3 separate regions of the Homo sapiens genome follow, and all the other regions are linked to region 2. A link is a contact called in ENCODE Hi-C or POLR2A ChIA-PET data. All regions are on one chromosome and are shown on one strand. The core of a region is the stretch at or near the end of the contact, and the rest is flanking DNA. Distances in the headings are between cores, read along the strand shown. Region 1 overlaps INPP4B (inositol polyphosphate-4-phosphatase type II B). Region 2 overlaps INPP4B (inositol polyphosphate-4-phosphatase type II B). Region 3 overlaps INPP4B (inositol polyphosphate-4-phosphatase type II B).

The links. Hi-C counts contacts between places; a loop is a spot of excess contacts on that map. ChIA-PET counts read pairs that join two places held with the same protein, here RNA polymerase II (POLR2A). Pooled maps may share reads with other maps.
Region 1: a loop to region 2 is called in a map of endothelial cell of umbilical vein, with 3 times the contacts of the local background. The contact joins two enhancer-like sites. A Hi-C loop is called at or near these places in 5 of 168 maps with a recorded cell type or tissue (CD4-positive, alpha-beta T cell, Caco-2, IMR-90 and 2 more) and 7 of 50 pooled maps. POLR2A ChIA-PET finds 5 or more read pairs at or near these places in 2 of 52 experiments (both activated T-cell).
Region 3: a map of gastrocnemius medialis shows a loop between it and region 2 (2.5-fold over the local background). The contact joins two enhancer-like sites. A Hi-C loop is called at or near these places in 1 of 168 maps with a recorded cell type or tissue (gastrocnemius medialis) and 4 of 50 pooled maps. POLR2A ChIA-PET finds 5 or more read pairs at or near these places in 6 of 52 experiments (AG04450, PC-9, activated CD4-positive, alpha-beta T cell and 2 more).

What each region holds. Positions count from the first base shown.
Region 1 is chr4:142,126,785-142,130,448 of GRCh38, reverse strand. The region is part of intron 18 of INPP4B (inositol polyphosphate-4-phosphatase type II B); the gene reads left to right. Among named protein-coding and RNA genes, the nearest start is that of IL15, 490 kb to the right of the region's middle. Within about 2 kb of position 1,713, at least 7 of the 41 ENCODE cell types and tissues checked have a DNase peak (open chromatin) inside an H3K27ac peak, as active enhancers do.
Region 2 is chr4:142,264,154-142,267,560 of GRCh38, reverse strand. The region is part of intron 10 of INPP4B (inositol polyphosphate-4-phosphatase type II B); the gene reads left to right. Among named protein-coding and RNA genes, the nearest start is that of INPP4B, 580 kb to the left of the region's middle. Within about 2 kb of position 1,825, at least 6 of the 41 ENCODE cell types and tissues checked have a DNase peak (open chromatin) inside an H3K27ac peak, as active enhancers do; they include PC-9, where a contact is called at or near this core.
Region 3 is chr4:142,407,690-142,411,563 of GRCh38, reverse strand. All of the region lies in intron 5 of INPP4B (inositol polyphosphate-4-phosphatase type II B), which reads left to right. Among named protein-coding and RNA genes, the nearest start is that of INPP4B, 440 kb to the left of the region's middle. Within about 2 kb of position 2,488, at least 2 of the 41 ENCODE cell types and tissues checked have a DNase peak (open chromatin) inside an H3K27ac peak, as active enhancers do; they include PC-9, where a contact is called at or near this core.

The sequences.
Region 1 (3,664 bases), core at 464-2,963, 140 kb after region 2:
ACCATGGTGACTGCCTATACCTAGACTCCCATTGGTTTTATTCCATGGCTTCAGCTTAACATTTACTTCTGTTTTATTCCTGCCTTCTCCAAATCACTGAGTGATCTCAGTCATTTATTTCCTCTCTTCCAGTACCCCCTGTTTCTCCCTTTGGTCAGTTTATGCATCTATTTATTAGATTTGTCATTACAAAACCAAACACTCCTCTCAGTCTCTATTCCTACAAAGCCTCACTGTGGGTGTCTACTACCTGCAGTCCAGGCAGACTTCCCTGGGCACTTTCCACATGTGACTTCCTTTAAGTTTGCAGTAAATGCCACAGCCATGAGTGAACACAGTCTTCTCACCAGAGATGAACTCTCTTGCCTCTAAACTCTCTCTCTTCTAAAACTCGTTTGGTCACTGTCCCAACTTTTGTAGCTGTTATCATACCACCTTATACTGTAGGTATTCCTTTGTACTTCTTACCTTTCCTTCTCAATTTTAGCTCCTTGAAGGAGGGGGCATGAGTTAAAAATATTAGTATCACCCACAGCACCTCACATAGAAGACACTATCTTTGTCCAATGAATGAGTCCATTTCTCATGATGTCATGAAAAAGGAGGGGGGGAGCAATGATATAAGAAAGACACATTAGCATTTATTAAAAGAAGAAAAATAAAAATAGATTTCTCAATTCCTGTATCAGAGACAGGCAGTAGATTATAAAGACAGGAAGAGGGTCAGGAAGGCTTGGTTGGAGAAGGACATTCTGAGTGGCCTGGAAAACATTCGAAGCAGCCAAGTTTCCACAGGTGCTTTTCTTTTCCTGATTACTCTTCTATTGTCTGGAATTAGCCTAGTTTCTAGGCCCTGTGCCCCTAGGATATGTCCAGGTATTTAGAGGCCTCCTATGGGCAGATGTCTAGGGTCTATGACCAAAGTTGGCGACGTGTATTATGCCCATACAAAGGAATTTACCTATAAAGTGTCTGCAGAAGAAACCTTATTATTAGTTGATCCCTTCACATTATTAATGTTCACACTGCAAAATTGTGCCTGAAAGACAAGAACTTCACTCACAGAGGCACATAGGTACCCTTATTTGGGTTGATGTAAGGCATAGGCCCTTCAAAATCAACAAAAATTTTATAAGCAGGAAATAACAAGCCCCCAACCATGAACCGGTCACCATTTCTGTACTACCTGGGGTTCAGGCATAGATGAAAACCCCTACTGGCTGTAAGTTTGGTCTGTGTTCACTTCATGACCTTGGGAATTTTATTGCCCCCCTTAATGGCCATTCTAATTGCTTGGCTTCACAGTTCATCATCTTGTTACCTTAAGAGAATCCTAAGAGCTGGCTCATTTCTTCTGTTATCTCTTTGCATAAAGTTTAATGCATGTGCAATCTTTTTACTTTTCCTTTTTTCTGTGTCTGAAAGGTTGCGATAACGGAAATAACAATAGCTACAAGCTTTTGTGAAGTTAATTATTTTAAATGAGCAAAGAAGACCAAGCACCTGAGAAGAGAATGGCTCAGAAATTGTGAAGAAAGCATGATGCTCTGCTACAGTTGGTTGATATTTGGCTCTTTTATTTTTCTCCTGAGTAACATAAGAGTGATTGAGCTCAGAGGACATGAACATCCTGCACAGGAAATAGATGATGTGTGGAGGAGGTGAGGGGGGCACCCAGCAGCCGTTCTCTGAATCCTTCAGTGAGCTTCCCTTGAATATGCCGGAGAAGCAAGTAGAGGGCTGGAAAACAGAGGCTGTGCTTGGATGGCTCCCAACACACTTCACAAAGCTCAGGAAAAGCTCAGCTAAGCCACATGCATTTTATGTTTTCCCGAGGAAAGATTCTTGTTGGTCTCAGGGTTAAGGAGTCTCAGCAAGTTCTTATAGACACACTAAAACATTCACTTAGTGTTTCCCTCTGTCATGGAAAGGAGCCCAGGGAATAAAATCACACTTAGTGCCTGCGAGGCTAGTTGGCTCAGGGCAGAGATAGTGGGGCAGTGACTATATTGTGGGGCACCCTTAGCTCCCCAGCTTCACTAGGTTTATAAAAAAGGTATGTGTGTGTATGTGTGTGTGTGTGTGTGTGTGTGTGTGTGTGTGTGTATAAAAGTACGAAATCCTGAAATACACACATCCACTCTTCTGAGTTTAGTTTTTTCAAGTTTCAACTAAGATTGTGTGTATGTGTGTGTGCACACACGTATATATATGTGTATATACATACACACACACACACACATATATATATTTATATATGAATGAATACTACCTTCATCTTTATCAGGAGGACCAAATAAACACCATGTAAACTGTAAGGTATAGAGAGACATAAAGGTGAGGGGCAAGTGACAAGTCTGAAAACTGTCAAGAGCTGAAGCTTGGGTTTTTTTTAATTTTCCCCAAAACATATTTTAAAGCAAAAGACTAAAGCATTTATTTTTCCTTTGTGAGAATGATTTGGGATGTTCATTGGAGCAAAAAGGCCATTTATGAACTGACTTTGGCTTTGCTTTGGCCTGTCGTAGCCACTGTGTTTATTTCAGAACCTGAGATTTACACTGACTGCATATTAACAGAGAAGAAAACCTGGAGTCATTGGCATTGGAATTTTCCAGTACAATTTTCCATTATCTGCTCAACTTAAATTGTTTCTTTTCTAGAAAAAAAATGTATTTTTAGCTTTTTCACTTATGTTCCTCCATAGAAGGCTTACTACTATTTTAAAGACATATTACCTTGCTCACAAACTTGTAATTTTCTCATTCATAATTAATGCTTTCCGATATTGTCATTGTCCTGATATTTTAGCCATAAAAAGTATATATAATTATGCAAAATAGAGACACTGGAATATTGTTAGTATCAGAAGTATGTAACACTGTTCCTAGGTTTAGAATGTTGTGTGTTCCTTTTATCCTGGGTTTCCACTTCCAATCTAGTGAAACTGGAAACCAGACTTGTTTTGGTGTTGTTTTTTTTGTCATCTGATTGTAATTTATAATTAAGAATCAACTGGTTAAATAAGTGAAGATGGAAGTGAATAAAGCAACTATCCTTATGCTAATGAGACAATCTGCAAAGTTTTCTCCTTTAAATACTTTTTAGAGAAACAAATATTTAATTAGAATTGTCACTTAATGTCTTGCAAGAAAACAAATGTGGTCACTTAAGTTATTTTTTAAATTTTCTAACTAGAAAAATCATATAAAGTATTGACCAGTTGATTCAGTATAGTACCATGCAAGATGCTTAAACAATAAGTACATGCTGTTTGGGAACTATACAACTGCGTACAAAGTAAAAATCAGTTACTTGAATGCAGTAAGTGCAAAGTAGTTCTGCTTCAGCCTGATTAAGCAGCGCCACCTACTGCACAGAAGATGTATTTTATGTTTGGGAATTCTCTAGTAGAAACAAATCTCTACAGAGCTAAGCACAGAACAAAAGCAGTTTTCAGTCTGTTATCGTTTAAAATTTACATCTGGGTTAATTTATTGAAGTTTTTTCTAGTGTTTCCCTGTGTCTATTAGTCTACCCATTCATATTGAGAACAACAATTAAATAAAGGGAGAGAACAGGAGATAAAAATGCAAATATGAAAAAATAGGAATATAGGATATTCATTCTTGGTATCTATTGATGTATCTCTTATTATGAAAAA
Region 2 (3,407 bases), core at 576-3,075:
TTGTGCATGAGCATGGCATGAGATAAGGGTCCAATTTTATTTTTCTGCATGTGGACATCTAGTTTTCCAAACACAATTTGTTAAAGAGACTGCCCTTTCTCCATTCTGTGTTTTTGGTACCTTTGTTGAAAACGAATTGCCCATATATGTGTAGATTTATTCATAGGCTTTCTGCCCTGTTCCATCGGTCAATGTGTCTGTTTTTATGCCAGTAACATGCCACTTTGATTATGATAACTTTGCTTTATAATAGATTTTGAAGTCAGCTGACATGATTCCTCCAGTTTTGTTCTCTTTACTCAAGATAACTTTGACTCTTCAAGCTCTTTTGTGGTTTCTTAAGAATTTTAGGATTTTTAACATTTATTTCCGTGAAAAATGACATTGGAATTTTGATAGGGATTCATTTAATCTGTATATTGCTTTGGGTAGTATAGACATTTTAACAGTATTAATTCTTCCAATCCACGAGCATGGGATACTTTTCTATTTATCTGTGTTATCTACAACTTTTTTTCATTAATGTTTTATAGTTTTCAGTACACAGATCTTCCAAATCCTTGGTTAAATTTACTTATAAGTATTTTTTTAAAGTGAATGGGATTGATTTCTTAATTTCTTTTTCAAATAGTTTGCTGTCAGTGTAAAGAAACACTACTGATTTTTGTGAGTTGATTGTGTATCCTTCAACTTTACTGAATTTATCAGTTTTAACTGATTTTTTTTTTCTTTTGGTTGTGTCATTAGGGTTTTCTACATAAAAGATCACGTTATTAGCAAACAAAGACAATTTCCCTTCTTCCTTTCCTATTTGGATATCTTTTATTTCTTTTTCTTGTCTGATTGTTCCAGCTAGAACTTTCAGTATAACATTGAATAGAAGTGGTGAGAATGGACATCTTTGTCTTGTTCTTGATTGTAGAAGAAAAGCTTTATAAATGAACATTAAAAAATTAAGGCCCATTGTGACTTATTTTCTGGTTTAGTGTCTCTTATCTTGGAGCATGTTTGATTTTTCTTACCCAGGAAACTGCTGCATGGAAGATGGTATTTATCCAACACGTAACAAATTATTAACTTTACAAAAATATCAAATATTTTCTTTCAATTTTTTTTTCTTTTTCCCAGAATAGGCTAGGGTCTTCTCTGCTACCCTAAACCTTGTTCTTCTCTGTTACTCTCCCTTCTCCTTGGAATATATCCCACATTATAAAAATATTTTAAGAAGGCCCAAGGTTTAAATCAGGTTATTAACTAATATCAGGGCCATGGTAAAGTTTTGGAGCAGACTTTCTTGAGTTTGTGCATTCGAAACCCTGTCTTAGGGCTGGATCCCTTCATTCCATCCTTGTTTGTTTTGTAGTTCTATATAAGACTCATCTTTGTCACTATCACATGAACACTTGCATCAAGATCAAGGAAGGAGGATTCGGAAGCTAAACTGGGGACACAGAGCAGAAATAGGCAGATAATTATGCCTAGACCTGTAACTGTGTACCAGGAGACCAGTAGCAGAAACACTTCCCATTTCAAAGTAGAGCTCCTTTCTCTGATTCTAAATATATTACCAGCCACTTTTCCACTTTCCTCAAAACTAGCCCACCTTTTGACTCCAGACTATGTCACTATAGTATAAGGTAGTGGAAATTAAATTATACTCTTTTCATAAATGGAGAACTTGATACCTAGAGATATGCCCCCACCCAAATCCTACATAGTGTTTCTGGCTTAGGAACATGAACTTTAAAAAGACTTAACTGAGCTGTTCCAGAAATAGGAGGTGGCAGTGGCAATACACACCGTGTGTGAGTCATAAGCTGACTAAAATGGTAAACACATCAAACATTTTGGCATCAGCTCTGCCCTGTCTGGATTATTTGTAAACCTTGACCTTTTTTGCAAATTTTTGATAAAGTAACTGTAAACTCTCTTAGCAATCTTTAAGAATATCGATGTTTGAGATATATAGTAAGGCCCAACATGCATGATATTTATTGTGTAAATAACTTTATCTCAGCGTTTTTCAAAGTGTGGTTAGAATCACCTAGAGTGCTTTTTAGAACTGCAAATGCATGGACCCTTGTACATCTGCTAAATAAAAATCCATAGAAAATCAATTAATATTATCTGTTACTAACGGTGATTTAAGACATGAATGACTATCATTATGGAAAGAGAAAGTAACTGAAATAGAAGTTATTCCTAAAATAACATTGCTTTCACTGGTTTGCATGAGCTAGGGACAAAGGAATGAAACTTCTATTAGCACCATAGTCATGTGCCATGAAAGTGACACATGTTATCTAATGTAGACGTAAATAAGAGAGTGATACTGATATTGCTCAGCTTGGGCTGTCATGACAAAATACCATAAACTGTATGGCTTAAACAACAGGAATTTATTTTCTCACGGTTCTGGAAGCTAGGAAGTCCCAGATCAAGGTGCCAGCCTGTTCAGTTCCTGGTGAGGGCTTTTTACTTGGCTTGCAGATGGCTGCCTTCTTGCTACCTTCTCAGATGGTCTATCTTCTGTGTATAAGCAGGAAGGGGAAGTGGGGGAGGGAGAGAGAGGGAGAGAGAGGGAGAGAGAGAGAGAGAAAGAGAGAGGAAAGGAGAAAGGAAGGGAGAGAGGGAGTGTTTTGGTATCTTCTCCTTTTCTCGTAAGAATACCAGCCCTGTAGTATTAAGACCCCATCTTTATGACCTCTTTTAATCTTAGTTACCTCCATAATATAGGCCCTTATCTCCAAATATGGTCATATTGGAGGCTGGGGCCTCAACATATGAACTTTGGAAGACACAGTTCAGTCCATAACAGTACCTTTATATAAAATACTACATTTTAATCTTGAGTCTTAAATTCCAGAGCATGGAATAAAATATAAGTGAAAATCCAAACTCTTTCTTCTCACATACGTTTGCTTTCTTTTTCTTGTTTCCATAAATCATATTATGAACACATATTTATTATCAAGGGAAGATTGCTCAGAGGTCATTTACCATATTAGATTGTTTCAAACTTCAATATATACACACATAGAAATAGAAGATAAAGCATTAAAACCACATAGTAGTAGAAAGAAAAAATTACAAGAGAAATACTAAAATTGTCTTTTTTCGAAACTAGCATAGTAGATGAATGTTGCATTATGTATCCAAAACATTTTTTCTTTTATTGGAGTCACCTTTGACTCCTTTCTGCCTCTCATAAACTCACAGTTAGTATGTCAGCAAATCCTGTTGACTGCACCTTTTAATTGAAACCAGAATTTAACAACTTTTGGCCCTTTCACTGCTACCAATGTTGTCTATCACCTGGATGTTTACAGTAATGACTTAAAAGTCTCCCTGATTTTTTCCTTTTCTCTCCCTGATCTGCCACCACATGTCACTATATCAGTCTATTT
Region 3 (3,874 bases), core at 1,239-3,738, 140 kb before region 2:
TCTGTACTCTGGCCCTTTTTGCTCTTAACAGGCATGGATTTATCTCTCCCATTTCTCCTATGCAGTGTCTGTAGAGGGCATAAGAGGTGAGCTTTCATTAGATTCGAAGGTATGCTTCTATCAGACTATATTGGGCTCTAGCTGTAACATTTAGTTTTAATTGCAAGAAAAAGAAGCTTTATTAGCATCCATAGTCTTCCTTTTTGATGAAGGAAATGTACAGAGCAGAGAAGCAACTCTTTCCCTGACCCTTTGGGACATCTCAGTAGTTAAGCAAGTGCTCCCCTGTGGGCCATCATCCACTGAGTAATGGAACCCTAACCTCCTAGTTAAACCCCTGCTTAAAGGGTGAGTTGACCATTTACATGTAGCACATATGCTGGGAGAGAGAAAGTCAAGTTTGCTTTCTCCATTGTAAGTTTCTCATTTGGAAGTACCTCATTAGAGGTGAAAATTACAAGTGCAAGTGTACACATCTGATTTCACAGAAAGCAGCATATTAATGATGCCTCTGATTTTCACAATTAACACATGATCTAGTAAAGAGCTTTTAAAAATGTATATTTAGCTATCTGAAAATAAGGTGAAAAAAATCACAGGTATATATTTAACAAATGCTTTTATTGAAAAAAGAATAACTTTATATAAAATTAGGACCAATCTGGAATATCTTGAGCATATGATTAGTATAAAAATATAGGATAGATAAAATCCATTTTTTGTGTTAATGCACAGTATAACTATATATTAATGTCAATAATAATTTAAAGGGACTCATATATTAGCATTCTATATACATTACCTTATTGTCTTTATAGCAAATTTATGAAGTACATTCTTTTACTTCCATTTTGCAGATGCTAGAATAGAGATTCAAAGAGATTGAGTAATTCATCCAAAGTCATATATAGCTCTCTCAAATAAGGTTTTATCTTAAGTTAAAAAAAATTTCTTTATCCTCCATACACTATGGTATGTGGTTTCTCCTCTAAGTCTAAATTTCCTTTGGCTAATTTTGAGTACAGAATTGTAGAGATGTGGAAATTCTTGTCATATCCCCCTCACTGATTCCCACGCACCTGTGGCCACTGCTTTGTTCTGGAAGAAAGAGGATAAATTTTGTTAGATTCCATTAACAATGAATGGCAAGAAGAGAGATGAAGTAAGAGTGAGGCAAGAGAAAAGACCTCACTTCACAGAAGAAAGTTTTCTTAGGGGGAAAGAGATGGTCACTTGGGGTTGACCACCAATTCACAGTGCCTCAGTGGTTCACACCACCACTCTCGTGAAAGCCTGGGGCAGGCATCTGCTTGTTGACACCCCCCTTGTCTAATGTATGCTTTACAACTACTTGAATTCGAGCAGTGTTGCTGAACTCAAAAGCACCTGAATGAACAGTTGTGTTCTACTTCAAATTGATTATTGCTGAGACTGAGCTCTCTGATGTGAATCAAGAGGTATTTTTAGGCTTCCAGCCAAAATTGGTTGGAATGATAGAAATGATCATGGACTCAATAGCCTTCACCTGATTTTGAAATAATGGCCACAGGAAACAGAAACTGATATTTTATAAAAAGCAGTATTTTGGTATAGACAGTATCTTTGATTTCACAAAAATCCTGAAGAGTCCCACCTTTTAGCTCTGGACTCTCCAGTGAGAACTACTGGAGCAGAAGAAAATCTGTGCCCTCTTCCTAAGAGGCTAGGTAGTAGCTGTAAGCGTCAAGACTAGAATTTGGCAATTTCTATTCCTCAGAAAAACTTCTGGCCAAATCTATCAAACAGATGTATTTTGTGCAGCTGTTCCAGTGTTCACCTGCACAGTGACTGGGGATTTCAAGCTTTGGAGAAATCCTAAAATCAAGGACACAGTGGGCCTTCATTTTTTCAGGCAATGACTTTGTATAGAGGTTCCATCTTATGACATAGTGTAAGCTTTCCAGTTTGTTCAGTGCCTAGCCCTCCCTGGACATATTGAGTCTTTATTTGTTTATTATTTTTTGAGATAGAGTCTCAGTCACCGGAGATATTGAGTCTCTTTATTTATTTATTTATTTATTTATTATTTTTTGAGAAGGAGTCTCGCTCTGTTGCCCAGGCTAGAGCACAATGACGCAATCTCGGCTCACTGCAACCTCCGCTTCCCGGGTTCAAGCGACTCTCCCACCTCAGCCCTCCGAGTAGCTGGGATTAAAGGCACCCACCACCATGGCCAGCTAATTTTTGTATTTTTAGTAGAGATGGGGTTTTGCCATGTTGGCCAGGCTGGTCTCGAACTCCTGACCTCAAGCAATCTGCCCTCCTTGGCCTCCCAAAGTGCTGGGATTACAGGCGTGAGCCACCGCATGTGGCCCCCTCCATTTATTTTTATTATTATGCTTCCACTGAGGATTTCCTTCTCGTAGAGTGAAAACTGCCTGGCTCCTGTACAAATATGAGCTGGGGATGCCTGTAGGCATCTCACTCACAGCTACTCATAGTAGAATGTGAACCCTCATGTTACTAGTTACCATAGCAAAAGTAATCAGGAAATAAAAAGTCACTTATTGCTCTTTATTTTTTTTCTGATGACAAGTCACAAATTATGGTTTAAAAATATATTCCTTCTGTATTATTATTTTTCCCACATTTCAATAAAAAATACACTGGATACAAGCACACTAGAATCCCCATCTATCAACATCCTGCATATTTAAACTCTTCTGAGGTCTAAGAACACTTTTAAACAATTCAATACTAAGCAAAGCCATTAAGAAGGCAGAAATTAAAAATCTACTGATGAATGAAGGATTGCAGTAGCATTTGTTTGTTACTGACCATTAGATTGAAGTGGGTAGAATTCTTAAATAAACAAAACGAAACAGAAGCAAAATCCCAAAGCATTGCTTTCTTTTAGTCTTCTGAGCTGATGAAGGCCACAGATGCAGGCCACTCCTAGAGTAGAATTATATTTGGTTAATGAGCAGTGGTAAGTATAGCTGGAAGACAGATATAACTTTTTATTTATTTATGAGACAGAGTCTCATTCTGTCACCCAGGCTGGAGTGCAGTGGTGTGATCTCAGCTCACTGCAACCTCCGCCCCTGGGGTTCAAGCAATTCTTGTGCCTCAGCCTCCCAAGTAGCTGGCACTACAGGAGTGTGCCACCACGCCCAGCTAATTTTTGTATTTTTAATAGAGATGGGGTTTCGTCATGTTGGCCAGGCTGGTCTGGAATTCCTGATGTCAGGTCATCCTGGCCTCGGCCTCTCAAATTGCTGGGATTCCAGGCATAAGCCACCTCACCCATTCACTTTTTTTTTTTCCTGAAAACAGATTTTTCAGGATTCTTTATTGGCTGCTAAATAATTCTCATACGGATTAGATTTTATAGTGATCATATGAGTAATATCTTCACAAAACAATCCAATCACTCATTATTTATCAGCCGTCTGGTGGGACTGATTCAGTATGTACAGATCCATGATGTGAATAGGTTTCACCTTATGAAATGCAATGACTCATGTACTAATTTGGTATTTATGAAGAAATATTGGACCTGGTAACAGCTTTTAAAAAGCTGAGTATGACTGAGTCAATAAAAACAATTTTACACAATAATAAAACACCAGATATTGGTAAATGTTGATATTAATATATATTAGTATGATATTAGTAAACTTTTTTTTTGCATAGAAAAGTCCATTTATAAAAAGGCCCAATTTCCTCACTTCCACCCTGAGAGGTAGGTAGATAGATGAGGCAATTAAGTGTCAGAGTTTGTGACTTACTCAGTGCCACAGAACTAGAAAGCAGGAAATCTGGGAGCACAGCTTAGGAATTCTGCCTGATCTCGGGTTCTCTCCAGGATATCATGCTGCATAAGACTTAGGGT